Linked DNA regions of Homo sapiens: region 1 is linked to region 2. A link is a loop called in an ENCODE intact Hi-C map of the cell type or tissue named here. Cell type or tissue: OCI-LY7. All regions are shown on one strand. Each heading gives the region's core, and the rest is flanking DNA. Links, peaks and the distances in the headings are about the cores only. Region 1 has its middle 280 kb from the start of MIR8062. Region 2 has its middle 170 kb from the start of HAO1.

Evidence for each region. Hi-C counts contacts between places; a loop is a spot of excess contacts. Peaks named below come from ENCODE experiments on the same cell type or tissue, not always from the same donor. Only the 100,000 strongest peaks of a DNase experiment are listed, where the experiment ranks them.
Region 1: it touches region 2 in a loop (2.6-fold over the local background); 1 of 110 quality-filtered maps calls a loop at or near these places.

Annotation. Positions count from the first base shown.
Region 1 is chr20:7,646,768-7,655,389 of GRCh38, forward strand. No RefSeq gene overlaps it. Among named protein-coding and RNA genes, the nearest start is that of MIR8062, 280 kb to the left of the region's middle. In OCI-LY7, for the core only: no CTCF peak of the experiment used is centred there; DNase peaks (open chromatin) are centred at 694, 3,494 and 3,844; H3K4me3 peaks cover 1,541 bases; H3K27ac peaks cover 2,929 bases.
Region 2 is chr20:7,766,209-7,774,830 of GRCh38, forward strand. No RefSeq gene overlaps it. Among named protein-coding and RNA genes, the nearest start is that of HAO1, 170 kb to the right of the region's middle. In OCI-LY7, for the core only: no CTCF peak of the experiment used is centred there; DNase peaks (open chromatin) are centred at 4,033 and 4,483; H3K4me3 peaks cover 3,414 bases; H3K27ac peaks cover 6,189 bases.

The DNA of each region.
Region 1 (8,622 bases), core at 242-8,241, 120 kb before region 2:
GAAACCTCTGTGGCTGGTTTCACCTTTGCCTGAGTTTTGGTTGGAATTGCTGGGCTCATTCCACCAACTTGGCCTGGCAGGCTGAACTCAGCTCATACTACCAGCCCCGATTCCACACCTGCCAAGAATGAGCCAGGCATGGAGCAGTGAGGGGTGTGTGAGTGAGCAAGCATGGGGTCCAGCCACTGCGCAAAGCCAGGCTTGCCAGCTGCAGTGGTGTGGGCAGCTCCAGGTGCTGGCATGGGTGCTGGCTCCCTGAGAGGCTATGGCTGGACCAGGCATACTGCTAGCATCTTCCACTGTGGGCATTGGGAAACATGGTGGTGCCCAGAAGCTTGGAAACATAAGGAACCACAGGGCCCCAAAGAGGGTGTCACAGCCCTAGCTCAGGAAGCTTCTAGGTCTGAGCTCCTCAAAGGGCAACAGCTCTTCACTCCTTCTCTCTTATCTTCATCTCATTACCCACGATGTGGCAAGGAAGGGGGCATGTTTCAGCCCCGTTTGTGTTACAGCTCTTTCAGTTCCACCACTCAGTGGGTCTGCATCCAGGAAGAATGAGGTACCTGGACAACATGAGGGTGATCAAAGGAAAGAAGTGCTTTATTGAGCAACAGCACAGCTCTCACGAAACTGGAAGCGGGTAGCTCCTTTCCACAGGCAGGTTGTCCAGACATCTGCTGGAGTCTGGCTGAGTCCAAGGTTTTTATGGGCTTCAGAGAGGAGGAGGTGTGTGCTGATTGGTCCAGGGGTGACCATGGGTGGGCCTGGAAAGAGCACCAGAAATTCTCACTCCATCAGCAGAACTGCAGCCTGACCCCTAGGCTTCAGGCCATCCTGGGCCTGAAGGTGGGTCTTTCCTGGGGACCCACCCCTTTCTGCTCAGGGGCCTCTCTGCCTCCTGCTGCCATCAACCTACAGTCCACAGCACCCAGGTGCCTGTAGGCCCATGCCAAGCTGCCCTTACCCCCCTGCTCAGCTTCCCTTCCATGCTCATTGGTGCCCAAAGTTCAGAGGGGGCCAAGGTGGCAGGGGGCTGGCATGTCAGAGCTGCCCCAAGCATGCATACACACAGCCGAGGTGCAACAACACCCAGGTTCAGTTTCAACTTTGCTTCATAATTGGAAGAGGCATTAGGAGCGGCAAGAGGCCAGGCAGGGGAGCAGGCACTTCCAAGCTGGCAGGGAAGGGGGGCTTCCGGACCCCCGAGAGTGCAAAGATTCCTGGATGTGCAGCTGCAACTGAGTGGCTGCAGCTGCGCCTAGAAGGGTGAGGCTCCTGCCTGATCCCAGCTCCTGCTGGCTCCATGGGGTGCACAGCCCTGGTCATGCCTTCCCCACTGCAAGTGGCGTCATGGCAGTGGCTGCTCCAGATAGGCCATCACTGACATCAATGACATTCACCTTATAGTGCTCTTATGTGGAGAAAGTATTCTACTCCACAAGAAAGCTCTTAGAAAGCTCCAAATTACAATGAAAACTGATATTATTTTTTCAGTATTATTACATGTATAGATCAAAACTGTATTTGTCCAGAGCAAAGTTAGGTTTGACATAGTTTGGTTAAGGTGATGTGATTTTTTTAAATAAATATTATTGTTTATAGTCAATCCTAATTCATTCCAAAATAAGCATTCACTAAATGCTGCATGCTATATATATTGTGCTTACTGCTTTAAAGTGTTTGCAGGGAAATGTGTTTATATGACATTGTTCTTTCTCTAAAATAATTTCCCATCTCTAATGGTCAGACAAACCCATTCTGAAACTACAGTGAACATTTGAAGGTAATATGTGCATGTTTGTCTGTGTGTAATTTGTTTGACTGAGATTACCATTGGTAAAAATTTTAGCAGAGAAGCACATAAATGAGAGTGGTGTAGTCCTAGAAGGCTTTCCAGAACACAGATTTTATCTGGGCTGAAAAACTGGCAAGCATTTACGAAGGCAATGGGAGATTACATATTGTTGCAAGAAAAGTGGAGCATAGGCTGTTAGGCAGAAATGACCATTTTATGCCTAGGGGTTGCTGAACAAACCTAGACTACAACCACAATGCATGTTGTATGTGCCACATACTAGTGGGGGAAATGTTTGCGTTATTGTGCTGCAAACAAACAAGAAGGGGCCTTGAAAACCATGGGGTATAATTTGGATGTTTGTCCCCGCAAATATCATGTTGAAATGTAATCCCCAATGTTTGAGCTGGGGCCTGATGGGAGGTGATTGGATCATGAGTGTAGATTTCCCATGAATGGTTTAGCACCATCCTTTGGTGCTGTCTTTAGATAGTGAGGGAATTCTCATGAGATCTGGTTGTTTAAAAATGTGTGGCATCCCTGCTTCCTTTTCTCTCTTTCTCCCACTCTCACCGTGTGACGTACCCGCTCCCACTTTGCCTTCTGCCTTGAATAAAAGCTCCATGTGGCCTCCTAGGAAGTAGAGCAGGTGCTGGCACCATGCTTCCTGTACAGCCCATAGAACTGTGAACCAATTAAACCTCTTTTCTTTATAAATTACCCAGCCTAAGGTATTTCTTTATAGCAATGCAAGAATGGTCTAACACACCAGGCAAAAGGTGGTAGACTAGGTGTCATGTAAAATATTCAGTGACAAATGATTTCTCAGTACAGTGTTAACATATTTCAAATAAGTGGATTACACATAATTATTGTGGTCTGAGAAATGAGTAAGGATCTGAAGTTTGGGAAACCGAGGAAGAGAAGCCCAGCCAAATGCTTCTGTCAAGGTTGAAGTTATAAGTGTCTGAATTGGCTGATGGGACTTTAAATGGAAAGAGAAATGGCTAGAGGGACATTTGATAGAAACAAATATCGAAATTTCCTGATTAATGAAATGGGAAATATGATGATAGGGAATAATGCAAGGTTGCCTTTTGATGTAGGCTGGGCATGAGAAAGAACAGGGTAAGACCACTGACAAAGATGGACAATTTAGCTCGAATTTAGGAGAAGTACTTTAGCAGAAGTACTCGCCTAGATTTATCAATTTTAAGTTTTCAGGACACAATTAATTAGATTTAGAGCTCAAACTATAAGAACACAAATTCAAATCCTTTTTGATGGTTCAGAAAACTCTTCAAGACCATGGATACATACACTTCTTTTGCTCCCAGTCCACATTCAGATTAGACAAACTTTTAGAGCAAGAACTTTTTTCTTAATTACTGTGTGATACGTGTTTCTTCTTTACTCTGCATATGTGAGGTGGAATAACATGATGTTTACCTGTGTGTTCACTTGTATCTATAATGCTCACATAATCTTACACCCATTCCTTAGTATCAATCTGTGTGTTGAATGTGTGTGCAACTGTGTGTGACAAGAGGATAAACAGCCACAGATGTAGAGCATAAAAATAGAAGATGAATGTATTTCTATTTCCCTTGTATATTACAGTGAATAGTAGTTAAGAGACATGACCTTTCCTTTTCTCTGAGTCCAAATTAAAAAGTCACTGGGGCCTTTCTCATGAAGCTACAACTTAAGAACCTCGCCCTATCCTGAATGTTGAGGTGTGGTATGACCAGCATGAGTTTAAACCACCTCCCTTTACTCTTAAGATTCTCAATTCAAGGAAAAAGCTAGAGGTTGGAACAATATTGTTCAGTCAACACCCTCTCAAACCCTGGTGAGGATGAAAGGGTCCATAGCTCCTTTTTCATTCTTCGTGACAGTTAAGCCCTTGCTTTTCTTTAATACAGATTTAACCTAGGGCCTGTTCTTTTTCAATGTGATCCACTTGGCCGCACCCATTTGGAAGAGCCTATTACTCTGGTCAGGGTTGGTTTGGCTTGCTACAAGCTCTTGCTGCATTCTTTTTTTAGAGCCTGCCAAATGTGGGACAATGGGTGTGCCTTGTTGACATCCTGTGGTTCATCAGATATGTGGGATCATTCTGCAGTGCAACCTCTTTAGACGCTTACAGCTGTGCTAGGAGGTCCAAGTCAGCATGTCTGAGAGGAAGCCCAAACTCTGGTTCACATGAAGGGTCATTTAACCAAAATGCTTGTGGGAAATGGGAACACGGGCATGCCTTCCTTTAATGAAATACACGGGGCCCTCTTCATACCTAGATTAGTGATTTGCTATTGCAAATATTTGCCTATCTCTCCAAACCATAGTTTATCCCAAAAAGATGACTATATTACGTAGGCATTTAGACACAAGAACCACACACAAGATGGATTTCCTGTCAGTTCGGATTTTTAAAGTCCATGTTCCATTTTTGATTTGCCACATGAAGACAAAAAGCTACTCTCAAGGATAAGTTGGAGATTCGGGGAATATTAGTGTGCAGTTAAAATGGATACTCCATGTGGGAAAGACCCAGAAGACATAATTTTGGACTGGAGAAGGCAAGGATCACCAGGAGTTTGTCACTCAAATATGTTATCTAACAAACCCCCATCTTCTCCACAATTACAGGTTTAAGTTGATTAACAGTCTAATCTTATTAAGTGCAAATGCTCTCTCGGGTGGTTAGACTTCACTCACATTTCATTATGAAGTATTTCAATGAGATTTAAGCTTCTCTTTCTGAGAACCTGGGAGTCACAGGAAATTGGAGTGTTGAGGGAGAAGGTGAGGGGTATGCTTCATTCCTAAATCTATTGCAGGGAGTATAATCATCATTAACATGAATGAATAAAAATAAAATCACAGTTTCTCTCTGATCAGGATGCACTGAATATTTTTAACGTGAGAAATAGACTCTAACAGAAAGAGACAGAAAGAAAGAGAGAAAGAAATAGAGAGAGAGAGAAAGGTGTAAATCAAATGTGGCAAAAGTTGGTGCATTTCACCACTTGTGCAACCTTTCTGTAGATTTAAAAGTTTTCAAAATAAATAATTATTTTAAATAATGAAATCTCACACCTGATGAGTTTATTTTGAAATCATCGATGTTGTCAGCTAATGGTTGATGCCATTAATACTCATTTTTCATTCAGCAAAAAGAATGGGAACAGTATTTATGGAGGTGAGGAAGATGATATTACAGAACTAGGAGGTAAAATAAGAAGTGTATTGGAACCAGAAATTGGGAGGTGGGAAGTAGGATAGGAGACTGAAAATGAAAATAAGATAGAAGAAAATAGAACATTTCCACACTATCAATTTCACTAGAATTCCTACCTGTGAAATTTCTGCCATGGACTGAGGTGGACTGAACCTCAAATAGTAGATCCACCCTGGATTCTGAAGTTGAATTTCTCATCTTTCCTGATTTATTTTTTGTCTCATATTTCATTTCTTCAAGATAGATGATTGTTTTCTCCATTCAGCACTTGTTTCCCCAATTAAAAAGGAGAGAACCTTTGATTTGTCTCCCTTGCTTCTCTTCTTTCATCAATTCTGACCTGCAATTCTGAGAGTGCCTTATTTTAACATGATCAGTGAAGGTCATGAGCCACCTTTTTGAGCACCTGTGCTCAGCATCTTTCACACAATTACACTAATTTTCACAAAAGAGACAACGGAGGGTCAGAGAAGTTATATAATTCATCCAACTTCATATATAATACATTCCAAAGCTGTGATCACAATCCATAGCGGTACCCTTCCAAAGCCCCCTGTTTTGAAGGTAAACACGACATTTTGGAGAAGTGGCTTAAAAGGAAAGGAAATCAAAGGGCTGCAAACACTCTATACTTAATTGTAAAGAAGATTTAAACTTTCTATTGAATTTCATGATAAAATTAATGCCAATGCCTTGACAGAAATGAAAAGTAAATCTTTAAATTTAAGTAAAATACAGGTTGAAATGATTTTCATAGCTCTCCCACATTGATTTTTGTTGAATTAATAGACTTACCTCAGGATGGGACTTGGAGACGGATGACCCAATTCTGAGCTCTGGTCTTGGTCTGTGCCCTGGGAAAAGTCTCTTCAACTGTCTCCACCTTGATTCCCCTCTTCGTACAGTGGGCTTAGCAAGAAATTCCCATCTTTTCTTCTTCTCAGGAGCTACTGTGAGCACTGAGACAGTGACTGCAAGACACTTCCCCAATCTTCCTAAATAAAGGGCAGCCTACAATTGTTATTATTACTTGAGGCAAACATAAAAATTGGCAGTATTTTTGTACCATTTTCATGATACTCACATATTTTCTTCTTTATTTTTATAGCATAAAATATCAAAATCCTTAGAATTTCTCCTACGACTGTGGTTTCTTAATGTCATAATTTTAAAATCTGAACTTAACTTCTTGTTCAGTTCAACTATTTCCAAATCACAGGTGATCATAGAAATTATTTAGATATTAATCAACTTTCTAAGTGCTGATCTTCCTTTCTCACTACAGAACATAAAAATTAAAGAAAAAAAACTCTGATTCCTTTAACAGACTATCATTGGGCAAAATAGAGCAGCATTCCTTAGAATTTTGGATTTCATGGTTTACTAATTTTATTTATAATAAAATGTGTGCATGTGTGTAATATTCTATTTGGCCAAGCACACTTGCATGCATGCATGCACACACACTCCACCAATCATCAACTATCAAAGCCATTTTCTAAAAGAAAGGGCAATTTAACCTATAAACTATTCTCCGAATAAAAGAGGAAAGTTCTCAAAAATTAAAATAAATTTGATATCATGAAATATTGCTTAATCATTGTTTTTCTAAATTCACCACGGTCCATTGGAGACCTTTCTACACATGCTGGTTCATATATGAGCTATCAGAAGCCATTGAACTTGCAGACATATTAAGAGTGAACTGCCCCCTCCCAAATTAGGTATTTGCCCACCATCCATCCAAAGGCTCTTAAACTGCCACTTTCTTAAACTGACACTTGGAGCCCTCCTTGCTTTCCTAAACAGGTCCATTTTTACCCTGGTGTGACTGTTTCCTTCCAGAGAAAATCCTGCTCAGTCCTGTCAGGTCCTGTCACAGGCTTTGTGACCATTTAGTAAGTAAATGTTGGTCTCAGTTCAGTTTCTCTTGTCCAAAATAAAGGAAGGAAACATGTCTTTCAGGGTTTTGACTTTATACTTGCTTTTGTGATGTCTTCCTTTTTATTCAATAAAACTGACAGGAGGTAATACCGATTCTGCTAAAGAAAAGACAATTTGTGGAAAAAGAAACATCTTTAAAATACTCTTTCTTACTTTTATTTTTTTCATTTGGAAAGATAAGATTGATTTAAAAGATGAAAATATCTTATGTTGTCTTTTCTCTTACTGTTTCCTCATATATTTTGGGAACACATTCTCTGAGAACCATGTAAAATATTTTTGAGATAAACACAATTATCCATCTAACTGGATTGTTTTTCCACAGCTAGAAATTCAAAAGAATAGATTAATTTGAGGATTAATTCAGTCTTTACTTGGGAAAAAAATTTAAAGAGGACGTCAAGTGTTTTTGGAAATTGAAATAAATTACCGGAATGAAAATGTCCTTCAGTAAATATAAGATATTAAAAATATAAGAAATAAGAGAAGAGTTTTAAAAATACATATCACTCCCCCATTCCACACATCACCTTAGTCTTACAAATTAACATTCTTCTGTATCTCTGAGTATGTTCAGAAAGATTCCACACTTGGACATTTCTTATCACATACATCCAGTCCTCAAGGTCATGTCCTGTAGCCATTCTTCTCTGTCTCTAAAGTAATTTGCAGAATTGGGTGTAGTCTAGTGTATGCTAATTCTTCATTATTTTCTATCCCAAAAGGTCAAAGCATAATATGGAAATTCTTGAACTTGAAAGAGGCACTCAGCCTACATAACCAGCTCTGCCCAAATTAAAACATCCAAAAATACCATTTATTCCTACAACAGCAAGGGCTGATGGTAAACCCAGGGGAGTAAGAATATCCACTAACATGACTTTGAAATTGTTCTATCTCAGTGACTCCAACTTTCCCAGATTTCAACAAGATTCCTTCAGAATTAAAAAAGAAATGACTGTTTTACTCTACAACTTCAGCATCTGTAATCTGATAACTTCTCCTGTAATGAGATAAATTCTACAGAGGATTTCCTACTATTTAACTAGACTGGCAAGTCAGAAAACTGGATTTTGTCCCTAGAAAATGATCGCAAATCTACATCTCCAGGTTTCCCCCATGTTTTACCATTTACTAGCAAGAATTTCCTCAATTCCTGAGAGGGTAAGATAAAATATGGGCACACAGAACAATCTAAGAAATATTAGAAAGCACCGTTAATATTATGCCAATATGAGGAAACTGGTCCATTTTTACAAGAGCTTGCAACTTGATGGGTACTGAGTGGCATGAGCTGTAGTCAAACATACATAGTCAATCACAGCTCCTCAATACCCTTGGTTTAAGGAGTCTCACTTCAGATAAGCAGTATGAATGAAATCCTTCTGAAGTAGGATCAAATTCTATGAATTTTCATATCAAAATGATGATAAATTATAATAAATAATCATTTAGAAGTCTGGCAGTCTTATAGACACCTTCCAATAAAATATATTATTGGTTGAGGGCTTGGGGCATAATTGTAGAAGTTATCTGCATTTCTATTACCCAATAGACTATTCAAAGTTGATAAGCTTTGATACTGATTTTAAACAAATCTGACAATCTCACCTCTTTGAACAGGACTTGTTGGTATGAATAA
Region 2 (8,622 bases), core at 269-8,268:
GACAAAAGGCAACAACAACAACAACAACAACAACAAATGAAAGAGAAATTATTGAAAGCAGCAAGAAAAAGATGACCTCACAGACAAACAATCCTCAATAAAATTAACAGCTGACTTTGAAACACAAGCACTAAAGCTGGAAAAGACTGGAATGACACCCTCAAAGTGTTGAAAGAAAAAAGATTGTCAACAAAGAATCCCATATTTAGCAAAACTTTCATTCAACAATGAAAAAAATTCAGGATATTCCAAAATGAATAAAATTTGAGAGAATTTGTTAGCAGACCTGCCCTAAGTGAAATACTACAGAGAGTCCTTCAGACTGAAATAAAAGTATATTAGATGGTAACTCAAATACACATGAGGAAGTAAAGAGCACTGGTAAAGTTAACTACATAGGTTAATATGGAAAATAGTATTTTTGTTTGAACTATTTTCTTATCCTATCTGATTTAATAGACAATTTCATAATGTAATAATTATAAATTTGTATTAGTGAATTTATAATAAAGGAAATGTAATTTATATGACAATAATAGTTCAAAGAAGAGCAGGAGGAATGGGGATATCATGGAGCAAAATTTTTGTACAATATTAAGATCCATTTTGTATTAATAAGAACTAGATCATCTTAAATTAGGATGCTAATTTTAATCCCAAGACAATCACTAAGAACATATCAAAAAAAGTATGGCAAGAGAAGCGGCAAGGAATTTGAATGGTACAGTAGAACATGTCTGTTTAACACAAAAGAAGACAACAGTGCAGAAACACAGGAAGAAAAAGACATAATGCATACGGGAAACAAACAGCAAATGACAGGTATAAATCCTATCTTATCCATCATTATAATAAAAAGTAAACAAATTAAATACTCCAATAAAAATAGACAGATTAGCAGAAAAGATTCTTTAAGAACATGAGGATATGATCCAACCACACACACTTTAAAACGTTTTTTTTTATTCACTGACTTTGATGTGAATTTTTAAGTGGATGTAAAATCTTAGAATCATACATTAGAGCCCATCTCACTTTCTGTGTCCGAAGTTAGTCCATAGAAAATTATTCCATGGTATACCAATAGGTGATCTTATAAAAAGGTTTCTTCTCTTACTGGAGTCTTGCTGAGATATTTCAGTATATTGTCCAAAAATGAAATATGAAATGCAAGAATTCCCAAAGCTATTTCCCTATCGAATAAAACTTTTTCTCATAAATCTCCCATAAACCATGTTCCATGGATCTCAAGGCAAGTCTTCTCAATTTGGAGTTGAAAAAACTGTGTCCAAAAACATTGAATAACTCACACCAACTGTCTTTTGATTTCTACTTATGTTATTGTCTCCAGAATGTACATGAATCACTTTTTTTCTACCCTGCTGCAAGACATCACAGAATTAGATCAGAATGCAGGAGTGGAAAAAGCAAGAGATTCAGCATCAGAAACCAAAATTCCAACTTTCTCTAAGAAGATGAGCAGCAAGAGTTTGCTTATGTCCCTCATCTTTACTTGGCTTCACTTGGCACAACTGCAAAATAAGGATGGTGAGATTTACTGCACAGGGTTGTCATGAGTGTAAAGAGATAAATTGCATTATTCGCTTTCTCCTCAATATCATGCTCCTTATGGTTTACATGATGCAGAATATTTTTTTCTACAGCTCTCTATTTCGGATTTACAATACCTGCAGAAATTTTTTTTTAACATGGGGACAAATTTTTTGATATCAGGACTGCTCCCATGAAGAGACACAGTTTACATCCTTGTCCTTGCATCTGGGCAGGCTCGTGAATGCTTCGACTGATAAATTGAGGGATGAGGTGTTTTACTGTAAGGCTAGAATATGAAAGGCCTCATATCCACTAGAACACTCATGCTTAGAGTCCTAAACTATCTCATTAGAGGGTCAATTACCCTATTGCTACCATGTCTGAGGAAACCAAGCTATGTGGAAAAGCCACCGACAGGCACTCCGATCAGTGATCCAAGAGTCATACCAGACCATGTGCCAGACATTGGAACAAAGATGCCTCCAGAATATTCCAGTCCCCAGTTGTCATGTCATCCCCATATATTCTTGAGCAGAAATAAACTTCCCTTGCTGAATCCAGTCTGGTTTTCTGACCAACAAAATCATGAGCAATAAGCAGTTGTTGCTATAAGTCAGTAAGTTTGGAGACAGTTTGTTATATAACACTAGTAACCAAAAGGGTGCTCATGAAAACAGACTTCTCTACTGGCATTAAATACATCTATTATAATGTCCTTCTCATTTGTCATTATCGAGCAGTTATTAAATAAACCCTTGAGCCACAACATGGGTACAATGACAGAACAGCAACTAAGAATCATGCTACTTAGAGGAGATAATTTCTGACCTATAATTTCCATTCTACTCTTCACTTATTCACGTCAAAATTACAATAGAATGAGATCAATTTAGCTAGAGCGGTTAAACATTTAAGTTTGAAGAATGTGAGAATGGCATAATTCACTAATAAAAAAAACTTCCTCATTTGAATTAGTTACTTTAGTCTCTTTTCACTTCATGGATAAATTCCTACTCCTTCAAAGTATTTTTTCAAACTAATACCTGCAAAACAGGAAATGAATATGCAATAAAAGTAGACAGTCATGGGCTACATGTTAGCCTTCAAATTTAATTTAAAACTGTATAATTGGATTTATGTTTTTATTGTAAATCATAAGTATGTTCATGCCCACGATTATTAGTCTGATGATGGAAAATTGAAAAACAGTGTTGTTTTTCAGAGGCCCTCTTTTTATTCTGCCATAATCCAAAATCACAAGCTATTCTACAGAAGACACACTTCATAAGTTGGTGTCAATAATGGGGAGGGTTGGCCATAAGCTCCAGGAGGACAGGGACTTTGTTTTGTTCACCAAAATGTTCGCAATGCTTTGCGTATTTGCTGAATTCAATGAGCACATAAATACTCAATTAATATAAAGTGATAGGCTTGAATCAATATCATTTTGTAAAAATAAAAAGAGCAAACTTATCCATGAATCTGGCACTTTTGATTATTGCTTGGTGCTTGGGGACAGGAGGTGACAAAAGTAATTCTTATGGACTAGAAACTTGAGTTGTAAGAAAAAAAATAAACTGGTGAAGTAGTGTGTTGGGCCCTGTGATATCTAAAACCCCCTTTAGGACTGAAAGGCTTATCCCTTCATTTGCTGGGTAATGCTGCTAGAAGACGACTTCTACTGCCAGTCCTCCTCGGGGAGACTGCTTTAGCTGAAAAACCAGGCTTGTCCTAGATCATGACTCTTTCCAGTGCAGCCTACATCCAATGACTGATCACAAAGAGATATAGCTGGGCCAACTCCAAGGGGCCATTCTAGCCCCAACCCCCTACTGCTTCACTGGAACTGCAATCTCCCTTGTCTTAGTCTATTTTCTGTTGCTTACAACAGAATACCTGAAACTAGGTAATTTATAAAGGAAATAAATTTATTTCTTACAGTTATGGAGGCTGAGAAGTCCAAGGTCAAGGAGTCACATATGGTGAGGATCTTCTTGCTGGCGAGAATGCTTGCAGAGTCTTCAGGTGGCAAAGGGCATCACATTGTGAGGGAGCTAAATGTACTAGCTGAGCTCTCTTTTCTTCTTCTTATAAAGCCACCAGGCCAACTCCCATGATAACTCATTACCTATTAATCCCATTAGTTGATGAATGAATTAATTTATTCATGAAAAAGACAGAGCCTTTATGATCCAATCACCTCTCAAAAGTCCCATCTTTTAATACTGCCACATTAGGGATTAAGTTTCAACATGAGTTTCAGAGAGGACAAACATTCAAACTGTATCATCCCTCTATCCAGTTCTGCTCTTTCTCCCTCATTTCCACAAATGTTCATCATAAGAGCATTTCTAATTAATTAGATTCTCTATGCTAATCTCTATCTCAGAGAATCATGAGCTAAGCCTACTATCAATGTCTTTTACTTTATCAAGCTGCCATATGCAGGATCGCACACACACACACACACACACACACACACAAAAGTGCTTCTTCTTATTTGTATTTTAACAGACAGTAGAGCTCTCTTATAATAATAACTACTTCCTTCCTGGTTTTTCATTGTTTGGTATGGCTTAATAAAATGAATACGTCTTTGCTTTTTCCCATCCTAAGTATAGATTTAACCTGTTCTCATGAAAAAGTATAAAGAATTAGTTTACTGTAGACTTATTATGTCTTTCTATTTTTATCATTTGTTTTTAGAAATTGGTGAGCCCATTCATGATTACACATATGAACAAATCAGTTCCCAGTAACTCTGGCAGATTTCTAAGCAATCTTGCTTAGAAAACACCTGGTAAAATATACTTTCATTCAACTTCAGGTGATTCAAAAGCAGCTGAAAGTCACTTAAGTGGAAATACAAATATGATGCTGCTTTTCAAATCAAAAGCAAGATCTCAACTCCACAGGATGTGGCAGATTGCCAGGTGTTTCATTTCTGACCAACAACTATACTGTCGGGAGCTTCTCTACGTAATTGACAAACCAAAACCCAAAGCACCAAGGTTAACAATTCACTTCTCTTTGGCCACAGAACTGGTATTGTGTTATTCCTGTACTGCACATAAATCACTTTCATAGGGCCATTAGAGGGTTGTTTTGAGGCCTAGAAGACTAAAATCAAACCTCTGGGTAGCTGAGCAATGTCAGAACAAGGTACAGAGTGGGTTTAGGGTCACTTTGGAGCCACTGTCAGTTTTCTTCTTTTTTTGCTTCTGAAGCTGCAAAATCATTTTGGCCCAAGGGCAGTCCACTTGAATTCTATGCAGACAAGAGACAGACTCGTGGTTTCTCCACAAGATTTTGATGTACTAGATCAGGACATCAAACATCAGCCCATCTCCAGATATAAAAAGCAACTTCGTAGGTTTTCAGATTATGTTTTGCCAACCATCTGGACTATGAGACAGATACTTGAGACAGAGGATGTTACAGGAGCTGACCACCATTGTCACAAATCATTGGTGTGCAGAGGTTGAGGTGCCTCACTCTTCCCTGTATGTGTGCCACAGGACTCTCCAGAGAGCTGGTAAAGAATAGGAAATTAATGTAAATGTGTGTTACACTGAGTGTGTGAAATTGCTAAAGAAAAGATTAAATTATTACTTGATCGTGTTATTTAACTTCCTTTCTTTCGAACGAATAGAAGGAAATGAAAATTGACATTTCTCAATGCCTATAATGTCAGTTGCCCTACATAATTTATATATGTACATTTTAGTTATAAATAATATAATGGGACATAATTAAAAGTCCCATTTAATTCTCACAATAAATGTATGAAAAGAAAAAATAAGTCCTTAGAACATCCATAACCTACCTCAGTTTATACAAATAATCAAGTGAAATCATTTCAGAATTTGAATACAAGTTGTAGTGGCTTCACAAAATATGATATTCCCACCCTTATGCCCAATGCCATGTGGGCTATGATCTAAGCCCTAACTAAACAGTAAAATATATTCTCTTCTGCTGATTTTCTTCTTTTTTTTAAACTCATAAAAGAAGTGAAAATTTTTCCATACAGTTTACATTTTTACTAATCTTTTCCTCTATGATAAACTTTTGGTAGGGCCTTCTATTTATGAAGTGAGCCATGCTCTTTTCATGACCCTATTTGTTCAAGGCATAGTGGGTAATACTGAGATGAAGCAGGCACTGACCCTACCTTCAGTTTGTTGGTTAGTACAGGGCATTGCATACAAAGAGTTATCATACACGGGGAAAGATTCATGTACACTTTATTATTTCAGCCAGACTTTGAAGGATTAAATTGGGAGAGGAGAAAACACCATAAGCAAAGGGAACAGCATAGACAATCATGGTGTGTATATAGGAGCGGGAAATAATTCAAGATTGCCAGGACAGAGGTTGCATGGAGTGAACTGTAAACAGAAAGAAATAAATTGTGACCATATCAAACTGTATCAGAGGTTAAGCAAGGAAGTCCAGAGGAGAGAAGAGTTGAAGACTGTGAGGATTCTTACAATTCTTCATTTCTCTCTGTATCCACATCCTTTGCCATGTAACATTTCTGGGCCACCGACCTGGGGATGGGGTGATTTGTCCCTTCACTTCGGCTCAATCATATGACTTGCTTAGGCCAATGGAGTGTTAGCAGGTGTGACACAAGCAGAATCTAGAAATGGGCTTGTTCACTGGGGCTTGCTTTACTATGCCTCCGCCATTGCCATGAGAAAATGCTTGAGATAGCATGTTGGAGAATGAATACATAGGAAGTAGAGCCAAGCTGCTCCAGCTGCACAGTTGCCTGAGCCAAGAGTCTAGATCAGCCAACAACCAGGCAAGCCCAGACATGTAAGTTAAGCATAGTTCAGCAGAGTCACCCGGCCAACTCCCAGATGACTCCAGACATGTGAGCAATAAACCCAAATTGTCATATGACACTGAGGTGTTTTTGTTATTTGTTACACAGCAATAATAATACAACTAACACAGGTAATAAATACAACTAACACAGGATGTGATAAGATTGAAGACAGATAGGTAATGGAGAGAATGATAAGAAATAGAGAGATAGCCAATACACAGAGTATTGAGAATATGCAAGAAAATTCACCATCACCAATAGAGATGGTATAAGATTTTTAAGGAAAATATCTCAACAACTTGCCCCCCAAATATATGTAGGGTATTTAAACACCTGAGACTGAAATAAGTTGTCAGCAGTTCCTCCATATCATAACAACACTCCAAATTAAAGAGTGATACTTAGTAAATTTTACTCAGCCTGCAGACTGATGGCCTTCTTTCTCTGTACCCATTCTTTGTTTTGTCCATCATGATATTTCCCTTCATGTCCATTTATTCATAAATAAATGCGCATCTTTGAAATATTCTTTGAAACAGAAAGTTATATTGAGGGCAAGAAATAAGGCTAGTTATTGAGGCAATCTCTTATCTGCAATTCACAAGTATCAACAGTTTGAAACCTCAAGGTTTCGGTAACTTATTCATGGCAAAAGCTGACCTTCACTGACAAGGTTTATGTTTGTTTGTTTTTTGTAATATTTATCCCACTTAGTTTCACTGCAGAAATATTAATGTGTTTGAATATGGAGTATTGTATTGCCTTGACTCAGACCTCACTAATACATGGGATATTTCTCAAGGACAAAAAAAATTCTAAAATACATCTGGGCCCACGGGTTTCAGATACAGAATTGTAGATTGTATTTTAATAATGCAAATGGAAAATGGAAAGTAGTTGGAGAGTAAACTGAAAATGCATCCGTAGGAATAGAGGAGAGTAGGAAAGAAAGTCTTAGTCAATAAATGTGCAGTGAGTTGTGAGAAAAGGGAGGTTTAAAAGGGGAAAAGAAAAAGGAAAACATAATTAGAGCCATTTTACTTCAAATATTGCAAATAAGCCACCAGAAAATGTAAAAGCACAGTTGCATGTCCTTTATGTGAAGAACAAAGGGATCGTTTCATGCTGATGTCATCATCAGATAGCAGAATTTCTTGTTTTTCTCCTTTTGATCTCACAAAATACTTTTGCATCAGAAAATTTAAAGTGGAGATTCTCAAACTTAGGTCCATTATGTTTTCCTGTGATTATTATGTAGATTATCCATGAACAATATTGAGAAACACACTGACATAAAACCTAATCAAGGACTTTTGAATATGAATTGCATATAATAAACTTTCACTTGGCTTGGGGTTATTTGTTCAAATACTATGAATTTGTCATCTATTTTTTTTTTTCTGCCAAGGAAGCATCCTCTTTTCTGTGAATAACATCTCCTAGGGAATATTTTCTTCACTTGTTTTTAGTCATGGAATTCTACAATAGACTTTCAGTTATATTACACTACCCCCAGGCAGAGCCAGTTGGCCTAAAGTTGAATGTAAGACACTAACAGGGTCCAAACAAAAGAACTAAATTTGGAATTTTCTATTTCAAAACAAAGGAATGAGGAAAAGTCTCTCCCTGTTTGCAAAGCATTAACATATTCCTTGAGAGGGTATCCATGGCCATATCTGTCATTTAGATCAGGAGTGTTCAATCTTTTGGCTTCCCTGGGGCACATTGGAAGAAGAAGAATTGTCTTGATCCACACATAAAATATAATAACACTAACTATAGATGATGGCCAAAAATAAATAAATAAATAAGAAAAAAATTAAAATTAAAAAAACTCACAAAAAAATCTCATAATATGTTAAGAAAGTTTACAAATTTGTGTTGGGCCACATTCAAAGCTGTCCTGGGTCCCATGGGCCATGGGTTGAACAAGCTTGATGAAGACAGTTCACAGCAAGAGAAATGAAAGTTATGATACGGTGAAAGAAGCAGACACAAGAGTGTGAGGAAGAGTATTCTGGTACATTTGAGTTCTTGATTCTATTTGTTTAGGAAAACCAGATGTCTCTTTGCCCTTCCAAAAATTATATGAGACCCAATATCCTTCAAATATTTTTTCCCGTGGCCTAAATGGCATGGTTAGGTTTCTATCACTTACAACCTAGTTTGTTCTACTTCTTAATTCTTGTATTTGTACTTTATTTTTCTTATTTTAGAAAATTAATTCAGAA